Regions from separate parts of the Homo sapiens genome. Here region 1 is linked to region 2. Evidence: read pairs that join two places in POLR2A ChIA-PET (ENCODE). Cell type or tissue: A673. All regions are shown on one strand. Each heading gives the region's core, and the rest is flanking DNA. Links, peaks and the distances in the headings are about the cores only.

Evidence for each region. ChIA-PET counts read pairs that join two places held together with the same protein. Peaks named below come from ENCODE experiments on the same cell type or tissue, not always from the same donor. Only the 100,000 strongest peaks of a DNase experiment are listed, where the experiment ranks them.
Region 1: POLR2A ChIA-PET joins it to region 2 with 10 read pairs; 2 of 35 experiments call an interaction of 5 or more read pairs at or near these places.

The regions. Positions count from the first base shown.
Region 1 is chr5:140,715,582-140,723,994 of GRCh38, reverse strand. The region is part of intron 1 of LOC105378198 (a long non-coding RNA gene); the gene reads right to left. It also overlaps VTRNA1-2. Among named protein-coding and RNA genes, the nearest start is that of ZMAT2, 19 kb to the right of the region's middle. RefSeq lists an enhancer at 5,190-5,299. In A673, for the core only: CTCF peaks have their summits at 2,462 and 3,615 (motif pointing right); DNase peaks (open chromatin) are centred at 3,614 and 5,074; H3K4me3 peaks cover 701 bases.
Region 2 is chr5:141,602,094-141,610,506 of GRCh38, reverse strand. The region is part of intron 1 of DIAPH1 (diaphanous related formin 1); the gene reads left to right. Among named protein-coding and RNA genes, the nearest start is that of DIAPH1, 13 kb to the left of the region's middle. RefSeq lists an enhancer at 4,792-4,871. In A673, for the core only: no CTCF peak of the experiment used is centred there; a DNase peak (open chromatin) is centred at 6,006; H3K27ac peaks cover 528 bases.

The DNA of each region.
Region 1 (8,413 bases), core at 128-8,127, 890 kb after region 2:
GAGACTGAGGCAGGAGAATGGCATGAACCCGGGAGGCGGAGCTTACAGTGAGCCGAGATCGCGCCTGTGCACTCCAGCCTGGGCACAGAGCAAGACTCCGTCTCAAACAAAAAAAAAAAAAGAAAAAAGAAAAAAAAAAGAAGTGACCAGAGGTAAGCTCCACTGTACCAAAAAAGGAACGACATCCTTTGAAGCTAAATTAAACTAGATGGTTTCCTGAAGAATGAGACTGGGTGCGGTGGCTCAGGCATGTAATCCCAGGACTTTGGGAGGCCGAGGCAGGCAGATCATTTGAGGTCAGGAGTTCAAGACCAGCCTGGCCAACATGGTGAAACCCCATATGTACTAAAAATACAAAAAAATTAACCAGGCATAGTGGTGGGCGACTGTAATCCCAGCTACTCAGGAGGCTAAGGCGGGAGAATCCCTTGAACCCGGGAGGCGGACGTTGCAGTGAGCTGAGATACCCCCACTGCACTCCCGCCTGGGTGAAAGAGCAAGACTCTGTCTCAAAAATAATACCAGTAATAATAATAAATCAATAAAAATCAGGTAAATGGAGCTGGGCAGAATGGTGCATGCCTAGAGTCCCTGCAACTCGGGAGGCTGAGGCAGAAGGATCACTCGAGCCCAGGAGTTCAAGGCTGTTGCCTGCTATAATTATACTTGTGAATGGCTACTGTACTGCAGCCTGGGCAACATAGCAAGACCCTCTTCTCTAAATAAAATAAAATAAATAAAATTAAAAAATCAGGTGAATGGTTAATTCCAAAAGTGAAGGGGTTGTGAAAATCAAAAGAGAGATACAGGGTTTCTGGAATGTTGGCAACGTTTTCTTATCCTTAGTAGTGATTATATGGATTATATAGTAGTGATTATATGGATTCATTTTATAAGTATTTAAATTTACGTATATACCTCATAAACTTTCTGCATGTTTATCTCACAGTGTTAAAATGCTTAATTAATTAACTGTAGAAAATTGATACAATCATCATAAGCATACATGCATCCAATATACAATCTTGAACTATATCAAACAAACAGGAAAAAATACATAAATCACCAATTGTAGTTGGAAATGTTTTAACATGCATCTCTAAGAACTGTAGATCACATAGAACTGAAAATAGTATGGATATGAATGAGCTGAAATGAAAAACATTTTTAAAAATATGTAGAACCAAAATAAACAGGCACTCTTTTTGAATATACATATAACACTTACAACAATAGACCATGTATTAGGCCATAAAGGAAGCATCAATAAATTCCAAAGATCCAATCCCATTCAGACAATGTTCTCCTACTACAATGCATTCTGAAATTAACATTTGTAAAAACAATTGCTAAAATAAAATCCCACTTACTTGGAAAATAAATAACATATTACTAGATCAGACTCAGCTTATAAAACACTTAGAAGTGAATGAAACACTACATGACAGAATTTGTGTACTACAAATAAAGCAGTATTTAAAGGCAAACTTACAGTTTTAAATACACTAATAATTAAGAGAGATTAAAATCAAATGAGCTGCCACAGGAGACACAACCTCACACCCTTCAGGATAGCTACTATCAATAACACACACATACACACACACACACACACACACACTCAGAGAGAGAGAGAGAATAAGTGTTAGTGAAGATGTGGAGAAATTGAAGCATTTCTGCACTATTGGTGGGAATGTAAAATGATACAGCTGCTATGGAAAACAGTATGGCAGTCACTTAAATAGCTAAAAATAGAATTACCATATAATCCAGCAATTCCACTTCTGGTATATACCCAAAGGAATTGAAAGCAGAAACTCAAATAGAAATTCGTACACTTATGTTCATAGCAGCATCGTTCATAATAGCTAAAAGGTCAGAACAACCCAAATGTCTATCGATGGATGATGGCTAAACAAAATATTCCGTTTTAATAATATTCCATTGTAGTATTCACATACAATAGCATATTATTTATCCTTTTTAAAAAGGAATGAAATTATGGTACATGATACAACATGGATGAACCTTAAGAACATTGTGCTGGCCGGGTGCAGTGGCTCACGCCTGTAATCCCAGCACTTTGGGAGGCCGAGGTGAGTGGATCACCTGAGGTCAGGAGTTCGAAACCAGCCTGGACAACATAGCCAAACCCGTCTCTACTAAAAATACAAATATTAGCCGTGCGTGGTGGTGGGCGTCTGTAATCCCAGCTACTGGGGAGGTTGAGGCAGGAGAATCGCTTGAACCCGGGAGGCGGAGGTTACAGTGAGCTGAGATCGCACCATTGCACTCCAGCCTGGGAGAAAAAGCCAGACTCTGTCTCAAAAAAAAAAAAAATTGTGCTAAGGGAAATAAAGGAGTCACAAAAAGACAGCTACTGTGTGATTCCACTTTTATGAGATACCTAGAGTAGTCAAATTTATAGAGACGGAAAGCAGAATGGCAGTTGCCAGGGATTAGAGATAGAGGGAGGTGGAGAGTTATTAGTTAATGGGTATAGAGTTTCAGTTTTGAAAGATGAAGAGTTCCTGGAGATAGATAGTGGTGATGGTTGCATAACAGTGTGAATGTACCTACCACCACTGAGCTGAACATTTTAAAATGGTTCATATGCCAAATTTTGTTTTCTGTGTATTTTACCACAATTAAAATTTTTTATGGAAAACAAAAACAAACGTTCTGGCTTCCAGATTCCTATAGAATAACGCCAGTTACCTAAATTTGAATCTCTCCACACATCCTATAAACAAACAAAACTAAGGAGAACGAATAAAACCATCCATGGCTACAATATAATTTACAGACAGAGAAAATTATAAACCCCATTTTATATAAAAGCAGGTATATACATCCAAAACCAGCAGATCCAGTTACAGAGCCATGCTCTAGAAGAGAAGCCAAGATGGCACAGAAAGGCTAAACCACCACCAGAAAAAGAGTCCCATCTTGAGTGGAGAAATACTGACAATACGTCCGAGATCTGGTAGATGAAAGAACTGAGACAGATTTTAAAAGGGGGTGAAATTGTTTGAGACTGGCCATGGCAATGTTGCAAAGGCAAGAGGAAAGGCAGGAGGAAAGAGGCGACTTGAAGGGAAGGTACCCCTTCAGGGCTTGATGGTGAAGAAAAAGGAAGCAAGCAATGAGTAAGAGTCCCAGGCTGGGTGCGGTGGCTCACTGCTGTAAACCAACATTATGGGATGCTGAGGAGGACGGATATCTTAAGGTCAGGAACTCGAGACCAGCCTGGGCAACATGGCAAGATGCCTGTCTCTACAAAAATATTAAAATTAAATAAAATAATAAAATTAAATAAATACAAAATTTAGCCAGGCGAGGTAGCGCGCACCTGTGGTCCCAGCTACTCAGGAGGAAGCTGAGGCAGGAGGATTGCTTGAGGCAGAGGTTCCAGTGAGCTGAGACGGCGCCACTGCACTCCAGTCTCGGAGAGAGAGATAGACCCTGTCTCAAAAAGAAAAAGAAAAAGAAAAGAAAATTAAGAGTCCCACAGAAATGAAAGAGAATTACAAAATCACAAGGCATCAGTCGGTGCTCCACTCTAAAAAAGGGCTATTTCGGGGAAAAATGCATTTTGTTCTACCAACAAAAGAGGGCACTCTTGAACTAAGAAAGCTGGTAAGGCACCCAAACTTCTGCCTCATTTGCAGTTGCTGAAACTGGAAAATAAAATATTACAAAATGCACAGAAAATTGCAGACATATTATATAGAAAAATTTTAAGTGAAAATCCATACTTTTTTTTTTTTTTTTGAGACGGAGTCTCGCTCTGTCGCCCAGGCTGGAGTGCAGTTGCGCAATCTCGGCTCACTGCAAGCTCCGCCTCCCGGGTTCACGCCATTCTCCTGCTTCAGCCTCTCTGAGTAACTGGGACTACAGGCGCCCGCCACCACGCCCAGCTAATTTTTTTGTATTTTTAGTAGAGACAGGGTCGCACCGTGGTCTCGATCTCCTGACCTCGTGATCCGCCCGCCTCGGCCTCCCAAAGTGCTGGGATTACAAGCGTGAGCCACCGAGCCCAGCCAAAAGTCCGTATTTTTTTTAAACTCACCATGGAACCGGAAAACTGAAACACAGTACTCCAACCTAAATTAGATAACCTTAAACAATCATTTGGTAACATGAAAAAAATGCCATGAATCAGAAAAATAACTCAGAAGAGAAATAGACAAAGAACAAAATAACTAAGAAAACAGTTTGTAAAAAAGCAGGAGAAATAGAAGGAAAAAAAATCAGAAAAAAACTAAATTATAAGATGTCCAAAGGGAAGAGCTTTTACTTAAGATATAATAACTGGTATTGAGAAAAGGTATTAACACAGCCAATAAAAAAAAAAAGATATCTCTTAGAACATCCATTAGATTTGAAAGAAAAACTCCTCTGGGCCTCAGGCAAAAAGGATGAGAAGATACAAGTATACAATTAACTGTTACAACAAACACATGAACATTACTGAACATTGAAAAATATTTTTAAAGTTAAGAGTTTGGTTGTTTTAGGTTTTCTTTTCTTTTTTTTCTTTTTTTTTTTTTTTTTGTGATACGGAGTCTTGCTCTGTCGCCCAGGCTGGAGTGCAGTGGCGCGATCTCGGCTCACAGCAAGCTCCACCTCCCGAATGGCTCACGCCATTCTCCTGCCTCAGCCTCCCGAGTAGCTGGGGCTACAGGCGCCCGCCACCACACCCGGCTAATTTTTTTGTATTTTTAGTAGAGACGGGGTTTCACCGGGTTAGCGAGGATGGTCTTGATTTCCTGACCTCGTGATCCGCCCGCCTCGGCCTCCCAAAGTGCTGGGATTACAGGCATGAGCCACCGCGCCCGGCCTGTTTTTGGTTTTCAAGCACTTCCTTACTTTCTAGCACTGTGAGATGCACCCTGTCCATCTCTGTATTTCCTGCCCAGTGCTAAAATCAGCCATTTCTCCATGGTTCCCCATGGAAAAGGAGCTGAACTTCAGCAGTAAAAGAGCTGGAAAGCACCCGCGGGTCTCGAACCACCCAGAGAGGTGGTTACAATGTACTCGAAGTAACCGCTGAGCTAAAGCCAGCCCAGAGGCTATCTCCGGATTATATTTTCTTGACTGGTGAGAAAGACCTACGTCACAAAGTGAGTCAAAACAACAGTGTTTTAGCATGACTCAGCAACCAGGACTGTCCAACACGCCACCGCCTCCAGACAATTGGAGTGTACAGCCAGGGACACACAGCAGTGACAAGGACACAGCCTTCCCCTAACCCTGGAGAGCTCTTCCGCAGTTGTGTACCTGGCTTATTTTCTCCTTCTCAGCAGTCACCTGGTCCACAAGTCTCGACACACCCCCACCTCCTTCGCCTTCAGCCACTGCGCTCCCAAAACAACCACGCAGGGTCACTTTGTGATCAAATCGACTTTTACAACTAGTGCTTGGGCCAGGGGAGTGGCGTCTTTACAAGGTGTAAATTGTATTTCAGACCTTATCTTAGAACTTCGCTGCTAAACTAGATAAACCTTCCAACCCCGGCCCAGGTGAAACTTCCTGTTATGCTTTTTAAATTTTTTTTGTTAGAGACAGACTCTCCCTCTGTCACCCAGTCTGGAGTGCAATGGCCCCATCTAGGCTTAACCCATACGCCCCTCTTAGCCTCGCGAGTGGCTAGGACTACAGGCATAGGCCACCATGCCTAACTAATGTTTTTTCTTTTCTTTTCATTTATTTATTTATTTTATTTATTTATTTTTTTGAGATGGAGTCTCCACTCTGTTGCCCAAGCTGGACTGCAGTGGTACCACCTCAGCTCACTGCAGCCTCCGCCTCCCGGGTTGAAGTGATTCTCATGCCTCTCCCTCCCAAGTAGCTGAGACTACAGGCACGCGCCACCACACCCATCTAATTTCTGTATTTTTTAATAGAGGCGAGGTTTCACCATTTTGGACAGGCTGGTCTCGAACTCCTGACCTCAAGTGATCCACTTGACTTGGCCTTCCAAATGGCTGGGATTACAGGCTTCAGCCATCGGGCCCAGCCTTTTTTGTTGTTGTTGTCGGAGACGGAGTCTTCCTATGTGGCCAAGGTTGACCTGGAACTGGCCTCAAGAGATCCTTCCACCTCAGCCACCCAAAGTGCTAGGATTACCCGTGTGAGCCTCCATGCCTGGCCTAAAAATTATTTCCATTTTTAATACCACAGGAACATCTATTCTTTTTATGTACACTGTAAACAGCTAATGTTTCTTCCCCAAATTCCTACTTTTCTCCAATTAACCACTGTTTATATTTCAATGTGTATCCTTCCAGTCCTTTTCCTCAATCTGTATATGTAACTGTACACAGAACATAAGGTTTTTCTTGGCTTGCTGGGAATCTTGGTTGTTGGATATTGTTTACTTAACAGCATGTCTTGGAGATCCTTCCACGCACTGCATATAAACCTAAATCACTTGTATTGTAACAGCTGCATTATATTCAAGTATAAATGTACTAGTTTTAAGTTTCACTATCATAAAGCTGCAGTAATACACATCCTGGTACATATATGTACACATACACAAATATGTTGTTAGAATATATGCTGGATTAAAGAATCTGCACACATATTTGGAGAAATACAAGAGGCCTTGAGGGTGCCTGAAGCCACAGGATCATCTTTAATAATAAGGATCATCTTTTGTTCCCCAGGTACTCTGAAGGGCAATTCCACCAGAATGTACATTCCATGACATCTGGGACTTTGATGCATTGCCCCAGACGATAATACCAGTACCTACAGCATGTTCACCTAAGCACTGGTCAAGTGGATATTCCTCAACCAGAATGCAAACATTTCCATTGGTTTTAGAAAGGGTTTTAGAAACCCCTGAAAGAAGCCTCTCTTTGAGATTTCTGAGTTATCTGGGATTGCTGTGGGCTCTTGAATTTCCATTCCATTTCCTTTCCCAAGACGCCAACTTGAGCACCTCCAAACACCCCATGACTTAGGTCCCTTTGAGACTCAAACCACTTACCAGTCCCAAGAGAGTTTAAAGATTCTGAAATTCAGAATTGCTTTTTTGAAGTGACCAGAGGTAAAATCCCACTGTACCAAAAAGGGAAAGACATCCTTTGAAGCTAAATTGAAGCTAAATTGAACTAGATGTTTTCCTGAAGAATGAGACTGGGCGCAGTGGCTCACACCTATAATCCCAGCACTTTGGGAGGCCAAGGTGGGCAGATGATTTGAGGTCAGGAGTTCAAGACCAGCCTGGCCAACATGGTGAAACCCCATCTGTACTAAAAATACAAAAAAAATTAGCCGGGCCTAGTGGCGGGCAACTGTAATCCCAGCTACTCAGGAGGCTGAGGCAGGAGAATCACCTGAACCCAGGAGGCGGAGGTTGCAGTGAGCTGAGATACCTCCACTGCACTCCTGCCTGGGTGAAAGAGCAAGACTCTGTCTCAAAAATAATACCAGTAATAATAATAAATCAATAAAAATCAGGTAAATGGAGTTGGGCAGAATGGTGCATGCCTAGAGTCCCAGCAACTTGAGAGTCTGAGGCAGAAGGATCACTTGAGCCCAGGAGTTCAAGGCTGTTGCCCGCTATGATTACACCTGTGAATGGCTACTGTACTGCAGCCTGGGCAACATAGCAAGACCCTCTTCTCTAAATAAAATAAAATAAATAAAATAAAAATCAGGTGAATGGTTAATTCCAAAAGTGAAGGGGTTGTGAAAATCAAAAGAGAGATACAGGGTTTCTGGAATGTTGGCAAAGTTTTTTTGTTTTGTTTTGTTTGTTTGTTTGTTTGTTTGTTTGTTTGTTTTTGAGACTGAATTTCTCTCTTGTTGCCCAGGCTGGAGTGCAATGGCGCGATCTCGGCTCACCGCAACCTCTGCCTCCCGGGTTCAAGCGATTCTCCTGCCTCAGCCTCCCAAGTGGGATTACTGGCATGCGCCACCACCACAGCTAATTTTGTATTTTTACTAGAGAGAGTGTTTTTCCATGTTGGTCAGGCTGGTCTTGAACTCCTGACCTCAGGTGATCCGCCCGCCTCAGCCTCCCAAAGTGCTTGGATTACAGGTGTGAGCCACCGCGCCCGGTTGGCAACGTTTTCTTATCCTTAGTGGTGATTATATGGATTATATAGTAGTGAATATATGGATTCATTTTATAAGTATTTATTTAAATCTACATATATATCTTATAAACTTTCTGCATGTATGTTATGCCTCACAGTTTTAAAATGTTTAATTAGTAAACAGTAGAAAATTGATATAATCATCATAAGCATACATGCATCCACAATACAATCTCCAACTATGTCAAATAAATAGGAAAAAACATATAAATCACCAATTGTAGTTGGAAATGTTTTAACATGCATCTCTAAGAACTGTAGATCACATAGACCTGAAAATAGTATGGATATGAATGAGC
Region 2 (8,413 bases), core at 322-8,321:
CAACATGGTGAAACCCCGTCTCTACTAAAAATACAAAACTTAGCTGGGCGTGGTGGTGCGTGCCTGTAATCCCAGCTACTCGGGAGGCTGAGGCAGGAGAATTGCTTGAACCTGGGAGGTGGAGGTTGCAGTGAGCCGAGGTTGTGCCACTGCACTCCAGCCTGGCGACAGAGTGAGACTGTCTCAAAAACAAAACAAAACAAAAAAATTAGCCGGGTGTGGTGGTGGGTGCCTGTAATCCTAGCTACTTGGGAGGCTGAGGCAGGAGAATTGCTTGAACCCAGGAGACGGAGGTTGCAGTGAGCCATACATCATGTCACCCTTGGGCGACAGAGCGAGACTCCAACTCAGAAAAAAAAGAAAGAAAGAAAGAAAGAAATGGGGTCTCACTATGTTGCCCAGGCTGGTCTCGAACTCCTAGCGTCAAGTGATCCTCCTGCCTTGGCCTCCCAAAGCCCTGTGATTACAAGTGTGAGCCACTGTGCTCGGCTTCTCTCTTTTCTTCTAGAACTTGTATAGATTTAGCTTTTAAATTTCCCTCTTTTCTATCATGCATATGTGAGTTCCACATGTTCACTTTGGGATATAAATTGTCACCTGTGGTCAACAGAGAACATTTCTGATACTCTGAGGATTTCGGGACTTTCATTCCATTTATCGTGGAAGCATTTTTTTCTTGTTAGGTGGTGGTGTTAGCAACCTTTTGTTTTCCTGTATTCAGTATACTACAGATTGTGTAATGCCAGTCTTCCTGTTTCTAAATATTAATGAATGTTTAGCATCTTTATAGATAAGGAAAATTAATTCATTCCAGACTAGGATAGGGAATAACAACAGTAGCAGTAATAAAAGCAGTTGTTTGTTGCATACTTAACTGTATCCCTAGTGCAGTGCTAAAGAGCCTTAGATTTATTATCTCATTAATCTCTACATTGACCTTATAAAATAGGTACTGTTATTATTCCCATTTTATAGGTAATGAAACTGGAACTCAGATCAAGCAGCCTGCTTGAAGACATAGAACTAGTTAGTGACAGAGCTAGGATTCAAACCTAGGCCTAGCTGATTCAAAACTCATGGACTTACTCACTACATTGTACTGACAGTTTATGTGTGTCCAGTTTTTGTGCCTGCAGTGTAAAACTGGACTGCAGTGTAACTATTCACTGCTAGGAATTTCTTAGAAAATTTTGGTGGTATTCCCTTAGAGTTCTTTGGTCATCTACAGTCTATTAAAATGAACTGGATTCTCCTAGAGTTCAGTTGGCAGGAAAAAAGTACTAGGCTTAGATGTAAAAAGCGTAGTGGCTAAATGCCTGTTTTTTTTTTTTTTTTTTTGCATTTAGTAATTTAGACTTTGAAGCCATTGGAAGAATCTTAATTAAACCTTTTTTAGGCATGAAAAAATAGCTATTACAGTGCTTGCAAAACCTATCTTTCGCTTGGCTCATGCGTTATTAGGATGATGCTTAAATTATTATTTTTTAATGTAACTGTGTCTCCTTTGTAAGTAGAACAGCTCTAACATCATCACCTGTCAGGAGTTTTAGTTGTTTAAATTGCTGAGAGCCACAAGTAGTGGTAACAATGTTACAGGAAGGGGGAAGCTGTTACTAGACTGTCTCTATAGTTATCCTTTTTATATTTTAAATTTGACGTTTGGTATTCTTAAAGACCTCTGTTTGTGCTCCTGAAATTTGACTGTTGTAATGATTGCAAATGGCTAATAACCAGGATCTCTTCTGAGTCTGGGAACTGCTGAAGTTTGTTCTTTAGACCTGGCAGTTATTTGCCAGTGGTTAATAATTAAGACATTGCCACAGAGGTCCAAGTACCTGGAACTGGGATTTGTTTCTGGTGACTAGTGGTGAGGAGTAGGGAAGAGTTTCTGTTGATTTCCTGAGTCTACATGTATCTACTCTAGATCCAAAGACTGACCAAGAAGTCATGAGACTGTCCTATCAGGTTCAGTTCTTGCTCTTTAAGAAATTGTAATTTCAACCACGTCTATAAAAGAGGGATAGAAAAAGCTCTAAGGCTGTGATCTTAGACTTTAAATGCTGTAGAAATTCATAGAAGTGAGGGAATTAAGTGGAAAGGCTATTGGACTGACAGAAGGCCTAAGTTTCAAAATCTTAGAATGCTGGAGTCAAAAGGATGCTAAGAATTATCTAATTCAACCCCTTTATTTTTTATTTTTTAAGAGTCAGAGTCTTACTCTGTTGCCCAGGCTGGAGCGCAGTGGTGCAGTCATGGCCCACTGCAGCCTGGAACTCCTGGGCTCAAGCAGTCCTCCCACCTCAGCCTCCAGAGTAGCTGGGATACAGGCACAGGCCACCGGGCCCAGCTATCAACCCCTTTACTTTATAGATTAAGAAATGTTGACTAGACAAGTGATCTGTCCAAATTTAAAACTAGAAATAGAACCTTTATCTCCCACCCTGTCTGAATTATTCTTTCCATATGTAGCTGCTTAGTTGTGTCTTTACCACTAATTAACCATGTGAACTCTAAGCAAGTTATTTTACTTTTCTTCATCTTTTTATCTTTTGTAAAATTAGGGGGTTATTATGAATCATTTCTAACATCTCTGCTAATGCCCCAGATACTGTAAATGACCCAGAATGTAATTGCGGGCAGTGTTAACTTAGCTTCCTAGAAGATGGGGGATATGACTGGGCCTTGAATAAAATCCAAGATTTGGCAGAGTAGAGAGGGAAAGAATTCATGAGATGGGGAGCAGTAGAACAAAGGCTTAGGTGTGAATATGTGGCTGTAGTAAAGAGAAATGGCCTGATTATAGCAATTATATGAGGTTTAGTAGAACCATTTAAGAAAGGTAAAGCCACTTCATAGAAATTATTTTATCCCTGGTAAGGGCTTTAAGGTTCCCTTTCTATAAAAACCTGCAGAAAGCAGGATTGAAATTTAACATTTTGTAACAGGTTGTAATACATGTTGATGTCCGTTTTTGGCCATGTGATAAGTGGTGGTGACAGTAAGTACATTGGAATATCCAAGAAGGAATAGTGTTAAGGTCAGTTTTCAGCAAGTTATTTCCGCTACGTAGATGGAGTTTAAAAAGTTAAGTTTATTTGATTTTCAGTCCTTACCAATTTTAATACATCGATCTTTTTAGACTTTCAGAAATTAGATTTTAAAAGGCGTGACTCTTCAGCTGGATCTCAAGGATGTATAAGAAAATTATGGGCTCAGATAGGTAATGCCATTGTTGAAACAATCTGAGTCTATCTTTGGGCCCTGTTGTTTCTTCTAAATGTTCTTTAATACAGTACGATTTAGCTTTTGATTGCATACTTATTTGAAGTATTCTTCTGTCTTTCTTGAATGCAAAAATATATGTTTATATCTTATTTTGGGGTCTTATCTCCCATCTAGATTGTAAGGTTTCTAAGAGTAGTGGTAGTATTTAGCTCATGTTAGTTAATATCCTTTATGTATTTTATATTTTAGTTTTAATGTTAACCTTGGGAATCTTTTTCTTTTTTCTCATCTTAAGGTTTGCTTCCTTTTTTTTTTTTTTTAATAGCCTTGGGAATCTTGATTATTTTCAAGGCTCTCTGTTTCTGTGATCTAATATAGGAGACTGACAGTTTTGAAAACATTAATTCTCTCTCACCAAAGTAACTATGGGGCAGAGAGAATCACTAATGTAACTATATGTGACCAGAAGAACTCTGTTGAGAAGAGATTATTATTCATCTCTGGAGAGATAGTTTTGACTTGTGTTTAATGAAAGAACATGTCTGTAGGATTAAAAAAAACTCTTATGTTATTTTACATAGTGTAAGGCTATCAACTTTTATTATTAAAAATGAAAGCAGGCACTTTGGGAGGCCGAGGTGGGCAGATCACCTGAGGCCAGGAGTTCAAGACCAGCCTGGCCAACATGGTGAAACCCCGTCTCTACTAAAAATACAAAAATTATCCAGGCGTGGTGGTGCCCAGTTGTAGTCCCAGCTACCCGGGAGGCCGAGGCAGGAGAATTGCTTGAACCCAGGAGGTGGAGGTTGCTGTGAGTCGAGATTGTGCCATTGCACTCCAGCCTGGGCGACAGAGCGAGACTCTGTCTCAAAATAAATAAATAAATAAAAATGAAAGCAGGATTTGACTCAGTGCCCTTAGGGATTGTTACATACATTTAAAGTGAATAATTGCTAAGTTCCCATATTATTTGAATCTATTAATATGATCTTTAATGGCTACAGAAAGGTTTACATTGAGTATTAAATGAAGAGAACAAGGAAGAGTTTTCAAGTCCTCAGGGTATGTCTGGATATCCACAAAAAGTACTAGTGGCAGTAGGAGTGCACCATTTTTTTCATAAGCACATATACTCCCACCCAGAGCTATAAGAATTCCTTCAGTTCCTTCATTTGGCAATAGAAGCAAAATAGTTTTGGACTATTCTAAAATTATTTCATTTTGCATGGGGCCTAGAGGGATATTTTTAGTTTTCTTAGTTTTTGTGAAAGATGTGTGTCAGGCTTAGAGGTCTCTAGTGATTTCTTTCTTGATTCTTGTATTTTTAAAAGATGGGAGTTGGTCTTAGTTGGCAGCTCTTTGCATCCGCCAGGGCTGTTCGTTACTTACTTCTAGGTCTGTGGGTGACGTCTGTTTCCTGTGATTGAAACCGCAAGAAGAAGTGGTGAGAAGCCACTGTAGGATATGTATTATCAGGCAAGCAGCAGGCATTGGGCTGCCCTCAAAAAGAGCAGTAGTACCTAAGTATAGTCTTTAAGGAGTCGGAAGAGACCCTAGAAATGATCTGACCCAGCCTCTTAAAATTAGGAGGACACTGAGGCCTAGTGGTATTAAGTTGCTCAAAGTCGTGTAATTAGATGACCTAGGTTTTAGACTCCACTAATATTCTTCTCAGTATTCTTTCTCACATTGCATTGTCATACCTAAACTTTGTAACTGTGCCTTGTCAGGAGTGTTTCCTTAAGCAAAATACCACTGGAGAAGAGTAAATACTGATAGGCATTTTGCCTATGGTAATTGGATGATGATGTTTTGCTTTTAGATGATGTGCTAATGATTTTTTGTGTGTGCTTTTTTTTTGAAAACACATATATATTTTTGAAACAATACGTAAGAACCCTAAATTTCTATTTTTCATTTTTATTTTACAGTCTTTGTATATTTTAGTCATTATCTCTATGCACAAATATTTTTACAACATTGCCTTTATAGTTTACAGATGTTTTTTGCTTTTAAAATAGTGTCATAAAAATTTTCCAGCTTTCTAATCTTTGAAAATTGCCACCTTAATTTGAAATGGAAATGTATGTGTATTCTAAAAGTGATAGTTTTTTTCTAAGAAAATACAAATGTATATAAAAAGAGTAAAACAGTCCCATACTTTGTTTTTCAGAAATTAATTTTTTTTAATGGTTAGAACCAAAGAGAACAGTACATGATATATGGAAGTTTCTTTAGATCCTAAGTACTTTGGCATGAAATTCTGTGTGTGTTTGTGTTAGAACATAGTTCAACACAAGTACAATTGCTAGAAGTATCAGAACAACCTTATTTTAACACTTATATTTCTGGTGGTAGAGAAATAATAAGATTTCATCTTCATGCTCATCTCCCCTCCTCCCTAAGATTTTTTCAAAATCTTATTCTGAATGTGTACCGGGCCAAAAAATATTTTCTGTGGTTTCGTAGGATCAAGTCTGGCTTATTGAGTAGTAGTATAATTTTTGGATTAGTTAAGCGGTTGTCAGTAGGGGTAGGATTATTTCTGGGTATTCAGGAGTGGTGTGAGGATACAAAAAAGAGATTATTTAGAAATGAAAGGACTTTAGGAATGGGATTTAAAACAAGGTGTCCTCATACTTGGTGCCTGTATGTAGAAGCGGTAGCAGTTGCAGAAACTTCCTGCTGTCTGCTAGGCTTTGGGTGTGTCACACACATGCCCACCCTTGAGGAAGAGTAGATGTCCTGCTACTCACATCATAACATGGGAGGAGAAGACAGTTGCTACGGCGATTGGGAAACAGCATTCCTGAGTCACTGACTATTTCTAAATGAATGGACAACACCCCTTTTTTTAAAGGAGTGATCATAGTCTTCTCTAAGCTTAGGCAGCAGAGGGAGAGGCCTAGTAAGAAAGGAAGAGCAAGTATCAATATTTGAAGCTTGAGAAATATGTTGAAATTTTGGAAAAATTGGTTAACATTATGTTTTGTTTCCTGTATATGTATTCAAAAGTTGTATTGGAACCTTAGAATGTTTGAAAGGAAGGAAGCTTTGCTTACTGTTCTGTCACCAAATGACAGACTATGCATGCTGGCTTTCACCTTCTGAACAGCAGAAGATACCGGTGTGCCTGCTACACCTTGTGATACTTGATAGGAAAGTAGGACTTCCAGACTCTGAGCACTTTCTCTGTTGGCAGCTTGTTTGCCCAAACCATGTGTGCTTTATAGTGCAAGGACTGGCAGTTTGTATGGATGGACTTGGAGGAATGCAGCATCCTCAGCCCGGTTTCTACCTGTTCTGCTGTGCTGGAATAGTGATACCAGCGTGGCCTTTCCTCCTTCCCTCTGGGCTATCAACTACCTAGGATGCCGGCTGCCAGTTGCAGGGCTTTAGGATGAGCTGAGCTGTAGGCAAAAAGTTACTTTTTCCCTTTCCCCAAGGTACTTGCCTTCTTGAACTATTAGAGAAGTGATACTTTGGACCTGTTAGAGGATCCAATTCTAATATTAAGATAGTTTTCCCCTCATTTTAATTATAATTGGGAAATAAGGTTTATTGGAAAGCAGACTCACCAACAGTTTTAGACAGTTGTGCAGGACATTAAGTTAGTTGCTTTACATTTATAAGTAAATTATTTCAAATTTATAAGCAAATTATTGAAATACAGAATGGACTACAGTTACTACTGTTCTTTATACGGCATTTCTAACTTGTGCTTGACACTGGCCACTGCCTAGAATCTTTCATTGTTCCCGGGTGGGGTTAGGAAAAAGATGCTGATTTTGGAAGGCAGGGGTAGATTGATAGAACTCTTTTAATTAGGAATAAAAGATATTGGACTGTCTTTTACTATGTTTCCTTTGTTGGCTGTTGTATGAATTCTAACAAGTTTATTATTTATTTATGTTTTCTCAGCTTTATTGAGGTATAATTGACATACAAATTGTTTATGGTATACAACATGATGTTTTGATATATGTATACATTGTGGAACTAATGAGTTTAACTCTCCAGTGCTTAGTTTAGCTGTGGGGCTGCTGAGGCACTCTGAACCAAATGGAGGAGCTGCTACAGTCTTACCTAATCCTTCAGCACTTTTTCCTCAGTGGTCATGGAGAACATGAGCCTATCATTTCCATTTCTGGGGACTGCTAGGTAATCTTCAGCCTTCTTTCCCTTAAACACATTTAGCTTTTCTAGGTTTATAGTTTATATTTTTAAATTCCTGGTCATTTTGTGCCCCTCTTCTAGACTTCCTTTCCTCTGAGGTACCCTTTTTCTTTCCTTTATTTTCTTTTTGAAGTGGGTACTCCAACTCTACACAACGCCTGTGTAGGCTGCAGGCACCAATAAGTGGTGATGTCAGAATCTAGTTTGTTTCTCTGTAAATGCTAGATGAAATGTTGATTCAATTGCTGTTGTCTTTGGGCCATTCCTTGAAAATGGAAGGGAAAGTTCTTCTGTGCATTTAAAGTTGTCCATTATTTCATTTTCTTTAGTTCTGACTGACTTCTGTTTAAGGAGTGGGAATTGAAGAAGGGAAACTAGCCAGTTTCAGTGGTTCCATCATATATTATTTAACTTTTACAAAGTACTTTGCAAAACAAAGTGCTTTATATCTGTTTTATTATTTATTCTTCATACTAGTCCTCTGAGACAACAGAACCCTAGAGATAGGAAGACTGAAACTGTGGTCGATTTTTAAAAGCTTACCCTGACTTTACATTCCTTTAGTGGAAATGTGATAAATTTTGTGGCAAAGGCCAGGCGTGGTGGCTCACGCTTGTAATCCCAGCACTTTGGGAGGCCAAGGCAGGTGGATCACGAGGTCAGGAGTTCAAGACCATCCTGGCTAATACGGTGAAACCCCGTCTCTACTAAATATACAAAAAATTAGCCGAGTGAGGTGATGGGCGCCTGTAGTTCCAGCTACTCGGGAGGCTGAGACAGGAGAATGGTCTGAACGCAGGGGCGTAGCTTGCAGTGAGCCAAGATTGCGCCACTGCACTCCAGCATAGGCAACAGAGTGAGACTTCGTCTCAAAAAAAAAAATTTTTTTTTGTGGCAAAGCTAGATCAGGCCTCAATGGTAACTGAATTCAAGATCCTATTATGACCCTCTGTTGCCTCAGTACCCTAAGGAACTGTGTCAATCCTGAATAAAGAAATTAATCAGAGCTGGA